2 separate regions of the Homo sapiens genome follow, and region 1 is linked to region 2. A link is a contact called in ENCODE Hi-C or POLR2A ChIA-PET data. All regions are on one chromosome and are shown on one strand. Each heading gives the region's core, a stretch centred on a gene start or an enhancer-like site at or near the end of the contact. The rest is flanking DNA. Distances are from core to core; before and after follow the strand shown. Region 1 has its middle 34 kb from the start of EIF4H. Region 2 has its middle 15 kb from the start of ELN.

Region 1 (6,886 bases), core at 334-2,833, 130 kb before region 2:
CGGCTGTGATTCTGGGGGCTGCCCGATTCACAAATTGTTCATTGCTCAATTAAACTCCCTTAAATTTAATTTGGCTGAAGTTTTTCTTTTAACACATGTGAAAGGAGGGAAAAAGGAACAGTCAATTATGAATTCATCTTGTGCTAAATATATCTGTATTTTACACAAGATAAAGTAAACACAGAGTAGAGGAAGAAGTCAATTATGCTTTTGTCTTAGGGTGGGGGTAAGTATGATTTATTATTATTATTTTTTTCTGAGACAGAGTCTCACTTTGTCCCCCAGGCAGGAGTGCAGTAGTGTGATCTCAGCTCACTGCAACCTCCGCCTCCCGGGCTCAAGCAATTCTCCTGCCTCAGCCTCCTGAGTAGCTAGCATTACAGGTGTGTGCCACCACGCCCAGCTAATTTTTGTAGTTTTTAGTACAGACAGGGTTTCACCATGTTAGCCAGGCTGGTCTCGAACTCCTGACCTTGTGATCTGCCTACCTCAGCCTCCTAAAGTGCTGGGATTACAGGTGTGAGCCACCGCACCTGGCCTGGAAGTATGATTTAAAAAAAAGAAAAATATTGGCCGGACGCGGTGGCTCACACCTGTAATCCCAGCACTTTGGGAGGCCTAGGCGGACGGATGATGAGATCAGGAGATTGAGACCATCCTGGCTAACATGGTGAAACCCTGTCTCTACTAAAAATACAAAACATTTAGCCGGGCGTGGTGGCAGGCGCCTGTAGTCCCAGCTACTCGGGAGGCTGGGGCAGGAGAATGGCGTGAACCCGGGAGGCGGAGCTTGCAGTGAGCCAAGGTCGTGCCACTGCATTCCAGCCTGGGTGACAGGGCAAGACTCCACCTCAAAAAAAAAAAAAAATTATTGTTATTTTTTTGAGACAGAGTTTCACTCTTGTGGCCCAGGCTGGAATGCAATGGTGCAATCTTGGCTCACTGCAACCTCTGCCGCCTCAGCTCAAGTGATTCTCTTGCCTCAGCTTCCCAAGTAGCTGGAATTACAGGCATGTGCCACCATGCCTGTCTAATTTTTTGTCTATAGTAGAGACGGGGTTTCACCATGTTGGTCAGGCTGGTCACGAACTCGTGACCTCAGGTGATCCCTTGGCCTCTCAAAGTGTTGGGATTACAGCCGTAAGCCACCACGCCCGGCCATGATTTTTTTTTTTTTTTTTTTTTTTGAGACAGGGTCTTATTCTGTTGCTCAGGTTGGAGTGCAGCGGTGCGATCACACCTCACTAGAGCCTCGACCTCCTGAGCTTAAGCAATACTCCCAATGCAGCCTCCTGAGTAGCTGGTACTACAGGTGTGCACTACCACACCAGGCTAATTTAAAATCTTTTCCGTAGAGACAGCCTCTCACTGGGTTGCCCAGGGTGATCTCCAACCCCTGAGCTCCAGCAATTCTCTCACCCCAGCCTCCCAAAGTGTTGGAATTACAGGTGTGAGCCCCCATGCCTGGCCAGATTTCTATTTTTTTATTTGTCCTGTACCTGTGAAGGTAAGCTGAATTTACATGGTCAGGGTGAGGGAAGCCACCTGTGGAGATACGTGGCATTCAATCTTGCAGCTATCTGGTTAGGAACAAAAGAAAATGCAGTTTCCTGTATGACTCAGTTCCTAAGCTTAGCTTTTTGCCCTTTGACATAGTGAGTTTGGGGTCTGGTGATTTTATTTTTCTTTCACACTGTTACTGGAAAGGAGTCCCAATCAAGACCCCAAGAGAGGGTTCTTTTTTAATCTTTTTTTTTTTTTTTTTTTTTTGAGACAGGGTCTCACTCTATTGCCCAAGCTGGACTGCAGTGGCGCCCTCTGCCTCCCGGGTTCAAGTGATTCTCCTGCCTCAGCCTCCTGAGTAGCTGGGATTACAGGCACGTGCCACCACGCCCGGCTAATTTTCTTGTATTTTTAGTAGAGACAGGGTTTCCCCATGTTGGTCAGGCTGGTCTCAAACTCCTGACCTCATGATCCACCTGCCTCGGCCTCCCAAAGTGCTGGGATTACAGGCGTGAGCCACCACACCCAGCCAAGAGAGAGTTCTTGAATCTCACGCAAGAAACAATTCCAGGCGAGTCCATGGAGTAAAGTGGAAGCAAGTATATTAAGAAAGTAAAGGAATAGGCTGGGCACAGTGGCTCACACCTGTAATCCCAGCACTTTGATAGGCCAAGGTGGGCGGATCATTTGAGATTGGGAGTTCAAGACCAGACTAGCCAACATGGTGAAACCCTGTCTCCACTAAAAAATACAAAAACTAGCTGGGCGTGGTGACATACGCCTGTAATCCCAGCTACTTGGGAGGCTGAGGCAGGAGAATCGCTTGAGCTGGGGAGGTAGAGGTTGCAGTGAGCCAAGATTGCACCACTGCACTCCAGCCTGGATGACAAAGTGAGACTCCATCTCACAAAAAAAAAAAAAAAAAAGAAAGTAAAGGAACAAAGAATGTCTACTCCATAGGCAGAGCATCCCCTAAGGTTGCTGGCTGGATATTTTTTATAGTTATCTCTTGATTACATGCCCAACAAGGGTGGATTATTCATGAATTTTCTGGGAAAGGCACGGGCAATTCCTGGAACTGAGGGTTCCTCCCCACTTTTTTTTGAGACAGAGTCTTGCTCTGCCACCCAGGCTGGAGTGCAATGGTGCAATCTCAGCTCACTGCTACCTCTGCCTCCTGGGTCCAAGCAATTCTCCTGCCTCAGCCTCTGGAGTAGCTGGGATTACAGGCGCCCGCCACCATGCCCAGCTAATTTTTGTATTTTTAGTAGAGACAGGGTTTCACATCTTGGCCAGGCTGGTCTTGAACTCTTGACCTTGCAATCCACCTGCCTTGGCCTCCCAAAGTGCTGGGATTACAGGCATGAGCCACTGCGCCCGGCCGGTTCCTCCCCTTTTTAGACAATATAGGGTAACTTCCTGATGTTGCCACGGCATTTCTAAACTGTCATGGCACTGATGGGAGTGTCTTTAGCATGCTAATATATTATAATTAGCACATAATGAGCAGTGAGGACGACCAGAGGTCACTTTCTTTCTATTTTTTGAGATGGAGTTTCACTCTTGTCATCCAGGCTAGAATGCAATGGCACGATCTTGGCTCACTGCAACCTCCGCCTCCCGGGTTCAAGCAATTCTCCTGCCTCAGCCTCCTGAGTAGCTGGGATTACAAGCATGTGCCACCACGCCCAGCTAATTTTTTGTATTTTTAGTAGAGACGGAGTTTCTCCATGTTGGTCAGGCTGGTCTCAAACTCCTGGCCTCAGGTGATCCGCCCGCCTGGGCCTCCCAAAGTGCTGGGATTATAGGCGTTGAGCCACCGCACCCAGCCTACCAGAGGTCACTTTCATCGCCACCTTGGTTTTGGTGGGTTTTGGCCGGCTTCTTTGCTGCAACCTGTTTTATCAGCAAGGTTTTTTGTCACCTATGTCTTGTGCCACCCTCCTGTGTCATCCTGTGACTGGGAATGCCTCACCTCCTGGGAAAGTAGCTCAGTGGTGATGCAGGGTTTTTCTAGGCACCTTCGCTGGACTCATGGAAGGGATGCCCCATCTACTCAGCCCCCTGTGCTCAACCCCTTGCAGGAGGGAGCACACAAGTGACTAAGTGTGGGATCTGGCCAGCTGGCTTCTCCAGGCACCAACACAGGAGCAAGCTGTATGCAGGGCCCATGGCCAGAGCAGGCATGTCACCTTGAGGGGAAAGCAGCAGCACCTAGGTGAGGGTGCCCGTGTCCCCGAAGCTGCAGAGGGGGTGTTATTACAGTGCTCCTTTAGTTCTGCTGTCCACAGATGGTGACATGTCAGCAGATCAGCTGGCCCCTTGCCTCATCACATGGGGACAGCTGCCCTTCACAGGCGAGGGCAAAGGCCCAGTGTGACAGCCTTTCTGGGTATCCTCACTCACTGGGTCCCAAGCTCTTGTCCAGCATCCAGGAAGAATGAAGTTACACGGACGATTGAAGGATGATGAAGGTGGAGAATTTTATTGAGCAATGAAAGCGACTCTCAGTGGAGAGGGGAGCTGGAGAGGGGATGGGAAGTGCAGGCTGCCTTCCCCGAAGTCAGGTCGTCTTTTCCCCTGCTGACTGAGTCTGGAGCCTTTATAGGCACAGGGTGGGGAGTGTGTGCTGATTGGCTTGTGAGTATGCAAAAAGGAGTAGTCCCAGCTATTCAGGAGGCTGAGGCTTGCTTGAGGGATCCCTTAAGTCCAGGAGTTGGAGGAATGTCTTTTGTTATTTATAATGAGTCCTTTTGATCACACTGGAGTTTATGCTAATGAGGTGAGTTAAAGCAAAGACACTACTCAAAGGTGGTCATGAAAGAGTAGAAAACCGCCGGGCACGGTGGCTCATGCCTGTAATGCCAGCACTTTGGGAGGCCAAGGCGGGCAGATCACAAGGTCAGGAGATTGAGGCCATCCTGGCTAACACGGTGAAACCTCATCTCTACTAAAAAATACAAAAAATTAGCCGGGCGTGGTAGCAGGCGCCTGTAGTCCCAGCTACTGGGGAGGCTGAGGCAGGAGAATGACATGAACCCGGGGGGTGGAGATTGCAGTGAGCCGAGATTGCACCACTGCACTCCAGCCTGGGTGACAGAGCGAGACTCTGTCAAAAAAAAAAAGAAAGAGTAGAAAACCAATTAGGAAAGGGTGGGTATATGTAAAATAGGCGAAGGGTGGGGATCAATCAGAGGAAAGCGCGACAAACAGGAAGGTAAGCTCTCAATCCGGTCTAAGGTTTAAACTTGTACCTTCAGTTTCAGGCTTTAAACCGTCTTCGGGTTGGAGGTGGGGTTTCACCGCGGACCCGCCCCTATTGGCCTAGGCAATTGGCTGCCTCCTGTCAATATCAGCAGGTCTCAGCCTCATTTTACCCACCCCCTATTCAAGATGGAATCACTGTGGTTCAAACTCCTCTGACAACAGTAGCTTGCTCCAGATCACACAGCTAATACAAATTGACTCACAAACTCTGGTCTACCCATCATTCAAAGAGGCAGGAAGGTATAGGCCAAACACAGGAAAAGCAGCAGTAACGATAAACTGTGTCTAAAAGACCGTCTTTTCCCCCACAGCACAGGATGAAGTTGAAGTTACTTTCTCTGCCTAAGATCCAGACATCCCCCCTCAACAAGGAAAACAATTGTTTTTTTTTCTTCTCCTTTCTATAAAATCAAGAATGGAACCACACCTGAACAGACTCTTCCGCAAGATAATGTCTCCCTCAGGCTCATTGAAATTCCAAAGAGAATTATGTACAAGTTAATCTCTGTTCCTAAATCCATTCATTCTCCCCAGCAATGTTTATTTTTATTTTTATTTTTATTTTTATTGAGATGGAGTCTCACTCTGTCACCCAGGCTGGAGTGCAGTGATGCCATCTCAGCTCACTGCAACTTCCTCCTCCTGGGTTCAAGTGATTCTCCTGCCTCAGCCTCCTGAGTAGCTGGGATTTCAGCTATGTGCCACCATGACTGGCTAATTTTTGTGTTTTGAGTAGAGACAGGGTTTCGCCATGTTGGCCAGGCTGGTCTCGAACTCCTGACCTCAAGTGATCTGCCCACCTTGGCCTCCCAAAGTGCTAGGATTACAGGCATGAGCCACTCTGCCTAGCCCCCAGTAATCTTTTATGTCCCCTCAATAGAATTCCTCTTTCTTCCCCCTGCCATAACCTGTTTTACCAGGATCCAAACCCCTATTCTTTCTGTATCTGCAAGATAGTATATCTATATCTATAGATATCGATATCTATAGATATATATACACATGTCTATATATATAGATATGTATACATATAGATATAGATATATAGATATCTATAGATATAGATATGTATACATATCTATATATATGTATATAGTGCCAGGCACAGTGGCTCATGGCGGTAATCCCAGCGCCACTTTGGGAGGCCAAGAGGGGAAGATCACTTGAGTGCAGGAGTTCAAGACCAGCCTGGCAACATGGCGAAAACCCAGTCTCTACTTAAAAAAAAAAAGAAGATGGTATATAAGCGTCTGAACGCCTTTGGGGTGGTGGGTAATCACGCTGTGGTGTGGTTCTCCCCAGATACGTGTGAATGCAATTTGTATCCCCCTTTTTCTAATTAATCTGCCTTTTGTGAGCTGATTTATCAGCAAACCTTCAGAAGGTGAAGCAGAAGTTTTTTCCTTGGTTCCTACAATCTCACTTCTATGCACATAACAAAATTTCACATGCACCCTATAAATATGGACAGCTACGATGTATTAATAATATTAGGCTGGGCATGTTTGCTCACACCTGTAATCCCAGCACTTTGGGAAGCTGAGGCAGGAGGATGGATCACTTGAGCCCAGGAGTTCAAGACGAGCCTGGGCAACATAATGAGACCCTCATCTCTACAAAACATAAAAACATTAGCTGGGCATGGTGGTGCACTCCTGTAGTCCTAGCTACTCAGGAGGCTGAGGTGGGAGGATTTATTGAGGCCAAGAGTTTGAGACCAGCTTGGGTAATATTATGGGACTCCTCTCTATAGAAAATAAAATTAAAGGCTGGGTGTGGTGGCTCACACCTGTAATTCCAGCACTTTGGGAGGCCAAGGCGGGTGGATCACCTGAGGTCAGGAGCTGAAGACCAGCCTGACCAACATGGTGAAACCCTGTCTCTACTAAAATACAAAATTAACCAGGCGTGGTGGCAGGTGCCTGTAGTCCCAGCTACTCGGGAGGCTGAGGCAGGAGAATCGCTTGAACCCAGGAGGCAGAGATTGCAGTGAGCTGAGACCACGCCATTGCACTCCAGCCTGGGCGACAAGAGTGAAACTTCGTCTCAAAAAAAAAAAAAAAGGAAAATTAAAAACTTAGCTGCATGTGGTGGTGTGCACCTGTAGTTCGAGCTA
Region 2 (6,401 bases), core at 1,611-4,110:
AGGCTCACTTGAGTCCAGGAGCTCAAGGCTGCAGTGAGTCATGACTACGTCATTGCGCTCCAGTCTGGGCAACAGAGTGAGTCTCTGTTTCTAAAAGAAAAAAAATAATAATAATGATAATAAGATAGTTTAGAAGCTTGGCTATTACCCATTTAACAGAAAGGCACTTACTTGTTTATTCAGCAAATATTGATTTAGCAACTACTAATTTCTGTTCCTGTGCTGAGCATTGAGAATATGATGGTGAATCCAATCTAGTCTGATGTCTGCCTAATTCTGCGTTTCTCCCTTGACTCCAATATTCAATGTATGGACTTAATGGAGCCATCTCACGGGATAGTCACTTACCATCTGGTGAGCCAGCTGTTCCTGGGGTGGGATTATAATAAAATTTTTAAAAAATGGAACTTGGGGCCAGGTGTGGTGACTCATGCCTATAATCCCAGCAATTTGGGAGACCAAGGTGGGCGGATCACTTGAGCCCGGGAGTTCGAGACCAGCCTGGGCAATATGGCAAAACCCCATTTCTACAAAACACACACACACACACACACACACACACACACACACAAAATTAGCCAGACTTAATGGCGTGTGCCTGTAGTCTCAGCTACTTGGCGGGGCTGAGGCTGGAGGATCGCTTGAGCCTGGAAGGTGGAGGTTGCAGTGAGCTGAGATCGTGCCACTGCACTCCAGCCTGGGTGACAGATTGAACCCTGTCTCAAAAAAAAAAAAAAAAAAAAAGAAAATAAAAAAGGAAGTTGGTGGGTAACTGGGGTTCTGAGGTTGTACTGTTTCTCTCCAAGTACCTTTGCAGAAAGAGGTCCCCAAATAAGGCCTGTAAATGAAAAGATGTGAAAACACAAATCACTAATGAAATGGACCAGGGGGGCTCCTGGGTTTCTATGATGGTCCTTGGAGACTGTTCGGGCACCATTCAGCACCATTCGGTCCTCCCCTGGTTCTGCCCACCTGCAATGCCTGTCTCCCTCTGAGCCGGCCTCAGGACCTTCCGCCCTTCCCCAGACACGCCCTTCCCCAGACACCCCCTTCCCACTACACCCCTGTGGTTAAAAGCAGAGGCTCTGAGTCCACATGGCGCAAGTTCAAGTCCCTCTTGTTCCACTTTGGGCACTTTGACCTTGGGCAAGGTACCCTCCCTGAGCTTCAGTTTCCTCATCTCTTAGAGAGGGTGTGGCAGGGAGTCAGGGAGCTCAAGCACATTGCATGCATGCAAGCACAAAATAGCTGCTCAGCAAAATCTTAGCTACAGCCCTGCTCAGATCCCTGGTTCAGGGCCGTTTGGAGAAACTGGGGCAGTAAAAAGAGGTGTGGCCCCGTCCTGGGGCTCCATAGAAAATTCATTTCTGCATCCTCTACGTGGAGCTTTGCACTGAGCCTCGGAAATGGTAGAGACTCGATCAAGGCCTGTAACAGGAGGGAGAACCAGGGTTTTGTTCTCAACTTTCTGCTTCTTTCCTTGTGGGAAAACCCAGATTTGTTTCAGGGGAGTGAAGGAGCAGGGTCTGTATGTTTTCTGGACCAGGTGGGCTCGGAGAAGGCCCTGAAGCTTCTGTCAGATGAGAGGGGCCCCAGGAGGTGAGTCCCGACCCTGCGGCAGAGCCACTCCCTGGGGTCCAAGTGAACCTCCACCGCCCGCCAGGCCCCATGTTCTAGCTTCAATCATGTCCACCGCCCTGGCTGGGCCCCAGCCAAGCCCTCACTCGCTGGTGAGGGCCAAGCCGAGGCTGTGCCAGGCTCAGCGGAGGCCCTTGGCCAAGAACAGCAGAGCCATTCTCAGGAAAGCTGAGGGATTAAGCTGGGAGGCCAGCAGGGATTCAGGTATCCGCCCTCTGCCCCAGCTTGGCCATGGGAGGCAGGGCGACCTCACAGTTGTAAAGCAAAGGGACTGACCAGAGCCACCCACCCGGGGACCTGAGGACACAGTGTGGCCTGGACCAGCTCGCTCCTGCGGCCGCCTCTGGGGAGGAGTCGAGATCACATGGACTGATGCTGAAGGACTCTGGCCTAGGACCTGTCCCTGATCTCAGGCCCGCCCTGCCCTGGTGTTGGAATCTTAGCTCCTCTGGGTCTCCTGGGGGCTGTGCTCACCTGGAGGGATGGGTAGGATGACGTGGATGCCTCAGTGCAGACAGTCCCTTCTGCTGGGGCCACCTTTGTGTCTGGCAGGGCTAGTATGGGGCGGACAGGCCTGGCCATGGCTGCTGGGCTGTAGTGGCAGAGGTGATTGGGGTCAGAGGGCTATATGTGTCTGCCCAGCCCCTGGGGGGAGGGTCTCCAGCTTGGCTCTGGTAGGGGTCCCTAAACTCCTGGGGCTCTCTCTCTTCCACCTCCCCCTGTGGAGGGGCTTCTGTTCCCTGACTCCCCCTGGGTAGAATGTGGTTCCCGCATCCCTGTCCTGTCCAAATCCAACCCACACTCAGGACTTGCTTGCCTCTAGGGACCCCAGACTGGGCCATGTGCTTGCACCTGCTCCCAGCCCCCTATTCTCCCCCCAGGGTGACACTGGCTGCACTGAACTGCTACCATCTGCAGACAGCCCTGTCTCTCTCGCACTGGAGCCCACCTCAGGCAGGGCCGCCCCCTTCTCTTCTCCAATCTCCCTCTCCCCACTTGGCTAATTCCAATGTCCCTGGGCCATGCTGGCCGCTGGCTGGGCCCCGCCAGAGCAGGTGGCTGCCTGACCTGGCCTGGTCCCCGTCTGGGCCGCCTCTAGGCCCCTCCCTATGGGCCCAGGCTGATGGGGGTGTCTGCAGGGATGCTGACTCAGATGTTATTTTGGGCTCCCCTTGGGCCCGGCGGGCTCTGGGGCCTCAGGCCTGTTTAGACGGCTGGGCCGGATGTGACTGATTCCAGGCCCCTGGGCCTCCACCTACTGGGTGAGAGCCAGGCCAAGGTAGACGCTCTGGGCAGGGGGCAGGCAGGTCGGGCAGGCCTCGCGGGTCCAGAGATCCCAGGTCCAGCCCAGCTTCCCTCCTGCACTCCAGCTGCCTGGAGGCCCCGCCTTCCTCACACCTCATTCACAGCCCCAGGGGTTCCAGCTGAGGGCCTGAACCTGGGGGCTGCCATCCTAGGCACTGAGAGGTCATTTTCTTTTTCTTTTTTCTTTTTTTTGGGACAGAGTCTCACTCTGTCGCCCAGGCTGGAGTGCAGTGGCATGATCTTGATTCACTGCAACCTCCTCCTCCTAGGTTCAAGTGATTCTCCTGCCTCAGCCTCCCAAGAAGCTGGGATTACAGGCGGCTGCCACCACATCTGGCTAATTTCTGTATTTTTGCTAGAGACGGGGGTCTCACCATGTTGGCCAGGCTGATCTTGAACTCCTGACCTCAAGTGATCTGCCTGCCTCGGCCTCCCAAAGTTCTGGGATTATAGGCGTGAGCCACTACGCCCAGCCCTGGAGGATTTTCAGTCCCAGAATCCCTGAATGAGATTGCCAGCTGGAGAGAGCCAGTCTCCAAGGGCATAGCCTCAGTATCCCCTCGGCCCCAGATACACACCTGTGCCCCCAAGGTAGGGGACTCGAGGCCCAGAGACGCAGAGACAGGCCCATTCCAACCTGGGTCTCTAACTCCCAGAATATGCGCCCTCTTCAAAGCTGCTCAGCGGAAGACCAAGGGACAAGTCCCCTGGGCTCCCCAAGCCCCACATGGGCTCTGCGCCGGGTGTCCCTGGCTTTAAGAACACTCCCTCTGTTCAGTGGGTCTCGGCTTCCTCATCTGTCAAAGCCACTGTTCGGGCTCCATTGGGAGCCCACGGGCCAGGACGACCTCCAGATTTGCTGTTGTAAAGTGGCCACCCAGGCAGGGGCAGCTGGTGCTGCTGGTCTTGGGGGCAGAGCTTCACCATCCACCCCCCCCGGAGTAATATATAATTCTATTATTTGTGTTCTGAGAAGCTGGCTGTTATATCTAGAGGCTTGATTAAGGTAATATTCTGGCTGGGCACAGTGGTTCACACCGGTAATCCCAGCACTTTGGGAGGCCTATGCGGACGGATCACCTGAGGTCAGGTGTTTGAGACCAGCCTGGCCAACATGGCGAAACCCCATCTCTACTAAAAATACAAAAAATTAGCCAGGCATGGTGGTGCACTCCTGTAATCCCAGCTACTTGGCTGAGGCAGGAGAATCATTTGAACCCGGGAGGTGGAGGTTGCAGTGAGCCAAGATCGTGCCATTGCACTCCGGCCTGGGCAACAAGAGCAAAACTCCATCTCAAAGTAAATAAATAAATAAATAAATAAATAAATAAATAAATAAAATTAAAGAAAATAAAGTAATATTATTTCTTGGTCACCCAGCCTGGATTGCAGTGGCACAATCACAGCTCACTGCAGCCTCAACCTCCTGGGTCCAAGCAATCCTCCCACCTCAGCCTCCCGGGTAGCTGGGACCACAGGTATGTGCCACTATGCCTGGCTAGTTTTGTATTTTTTTGTAGAGAGGGGGTTTCACCCTGTTAGCCAGGCTGGTCTCGAACTCCTGACCTCAAGCAATCCGCCTGACTCGGACCCCAGCCGAGAAATGTTCAAGGAAACGTGCAAATCCTTAAGCTTGGTCCACTGTGTCCAAATTGAAAACAGGAGTGGGCTGGAGTGTGCAGTTAACCCCTGAAGCGTGGGTGGTTGGCCAGGACTGGGGGCTGGCGGGCAGGTACCACCTGCCACCCCCTCTGCAGGCTCTACTGCGGGCAAATCCAGGACTGGCTGGTCGGTGGGTGCACGATGTCAGCCACCTCATGCATTGGGCTCAGTGACACCCAGACCTGCTGCCTAGGTGGGAGGCATTTCTGAGGGCCAGAGGGGCAGTGGGGGGAAAGGCTGGCAGCTGCTTGGTCCTTAACACTCTCTCCCTTGCCACCATTGGGTCCCCAAGGAAGCCCACCACTGCCGAGACTCAGAGCCGTGAGAGAGCCCATTATATGGAGAGGAAGCCTGAGGCTCAGAGGGCTGTGGCTGTGCTTATTGCACCCCATCTGTCTCCCAGGGTGTCTCTCTGTCAAAGACAGTGCTTGGTCAGCAGAGCTGGGGGCTGGGTGCGGGGGTGACCTCTCTTCCCTGCAAATTCTTTCCCTCTAGATCCCAGCCCCAGAGATGTTCCCCCAGGTTTCCCAGGCAGGTGGTGCAGGGAGTGGCTTTGCTGAGGCCAGGCCCCACCGGAGTGAGGACACTACTGGCATGGGTGGCCCTCGGCCCGGCAGCCGCCCAAGCATGCAAACGGCCATGTGGACGGCTGTTCTTGCCCCGTTCCCAGAGCACGCACCAAGGAAAACATAGAATGTTTCTTGGATGACACAGTCTCCTTCCAAAGTCGTGCATTCCGGTGGGAAGCCAGCGAGGAGGGGGTCACAGCTGTCTGCAGTGGTGGGGGCTTGCGGCGGCACGCACAGTCCTGCCTTGTGGCTGCTGGGCTTGGTGGCAGAGGTGATTGGCGTCAGAGGGCTGTGTGCGTTTGCCCAGCCCCTGGGGGGAGGTCTCCAGCTTGGCTCTGGTAGGGGTCCCTGAACTCCTGGGGCTCTCTCTCTTCCACCTCCCCCTGTGGAGGGGCTTCTGCTCCCTGACTCCCCCTGGGTAGAATGTAGTTCCTACATCCCTGTCCTGTCCAAATCCAACCTGCGCTCAGGACTTGCTTGCTTTTAGGGACCCCAGACTGGGTCATGTGCTCCCACCTGCTCCCAACCCCCTATTCTCCCTCCAGGGTGACACTGGCCACATTCTGCCACCATCTGCAGTGGAGTCTGGGCCACGCACACAATCACAGGGGTCTGCATTGGGTACACCGCCGCGTGGCTGTGTCGTGGGCCCGCAGCTGTGTTCCCGTCCACACAGGCTGTCTGTGGCCACCCGGCCTATGACACAGCCCATGCCCTGGTTCTGTCTCCTGCCAGGGCGCTCAGCTTGTACATCCATCTCCCTGCTCCACGGGGACAACTGGTATGACCCTGCCGATGTGTGTCCTTAGCCCTGGGCAGGCAGCGGTGCATTCCAGGTCCTTGCATGCAACTGCCAGTCCCCTGACTGAGCATGCTTTGCCAATTGTCCTGCCCAGGCACCAGCTGGTGTGTCCCCGGAGTGGGTATGTCCTCAACCTACTCTCGACAAAGGGCTGCTTTAGGGAGTCAAACAGCTTGCTCTCCCACTGTTTGCTGTAGGCGTGGGTAGATATGTCTCCCCACCTCCAGACTCAGTTTCCTCCTCTGTCAGTGGGCCCGGTCATTCCCCTCACATGGCCGCCGTGACCATGACCTCAAGCAATCCGCCTGACTTGAGGCAGGAGGAAGGGTCATAGCCAGGGTACTTTTGTCTGTTGGCCCAGGGCTGAGTTAGCGGGGACTGCAGAGAGTGTGTGTGTGGAGCGGAGGACTATGTTGGATGCTGGA

Evidence for each region. A loop is a pair of places that touch in the nucleus more often than their neighbours do. ChIA-PET counts read pairs that join two places held with the same protein, here RNA polymerase II (POLR2A). Pooled maps may share reads with other maps.
Region 1: a loop to region 2 is called in a pooled map, with 2.0 times the contacts of the local background. The contact joins two enhancer-like sites. A Hi-C loop is called at or near these places in 1 of 50 pooled maps. POLR2A ChIA-PET finds 5 or more read pairs at or near these places in 2 of 52 experiments (GM12878 and H1).

What each region holds. Positions count from the first base shown.
Region 1 is chr7:74,136,573-74,143,458 of GRCh38, reverse strand. No RefSeq gene overlaps it. Among named protein-coding and RNA genes, the nearest start is that of EIF4H, 34 kb to the left of the region's middle. RefSeq lists an enhancer at 4,105-4,634. Within about 2 kb of position 1,583, at least 2 of the 41 ENCODE cell types and tissues checked have a DNase peak (open chromatin) inside an H3K27ac peak, as active enhancers do.
Region 2 is chr7:74,009,495-74,015,895 of GRCh38, reverse strand. No RefSeq gene overlaps it. Among named protein-coding and RNA genes, the nearest start is that of ELN, 15 kb to the left of the region's middle. RefSeq lists an enhancer at 2,703-3,022. Within about 2 kb of position 2,860, at least 5 of the 41 ENCODE cell types and tissues checked have a DNase peak (open chromatin) inside an H3K27ac peak, as active enhancers do.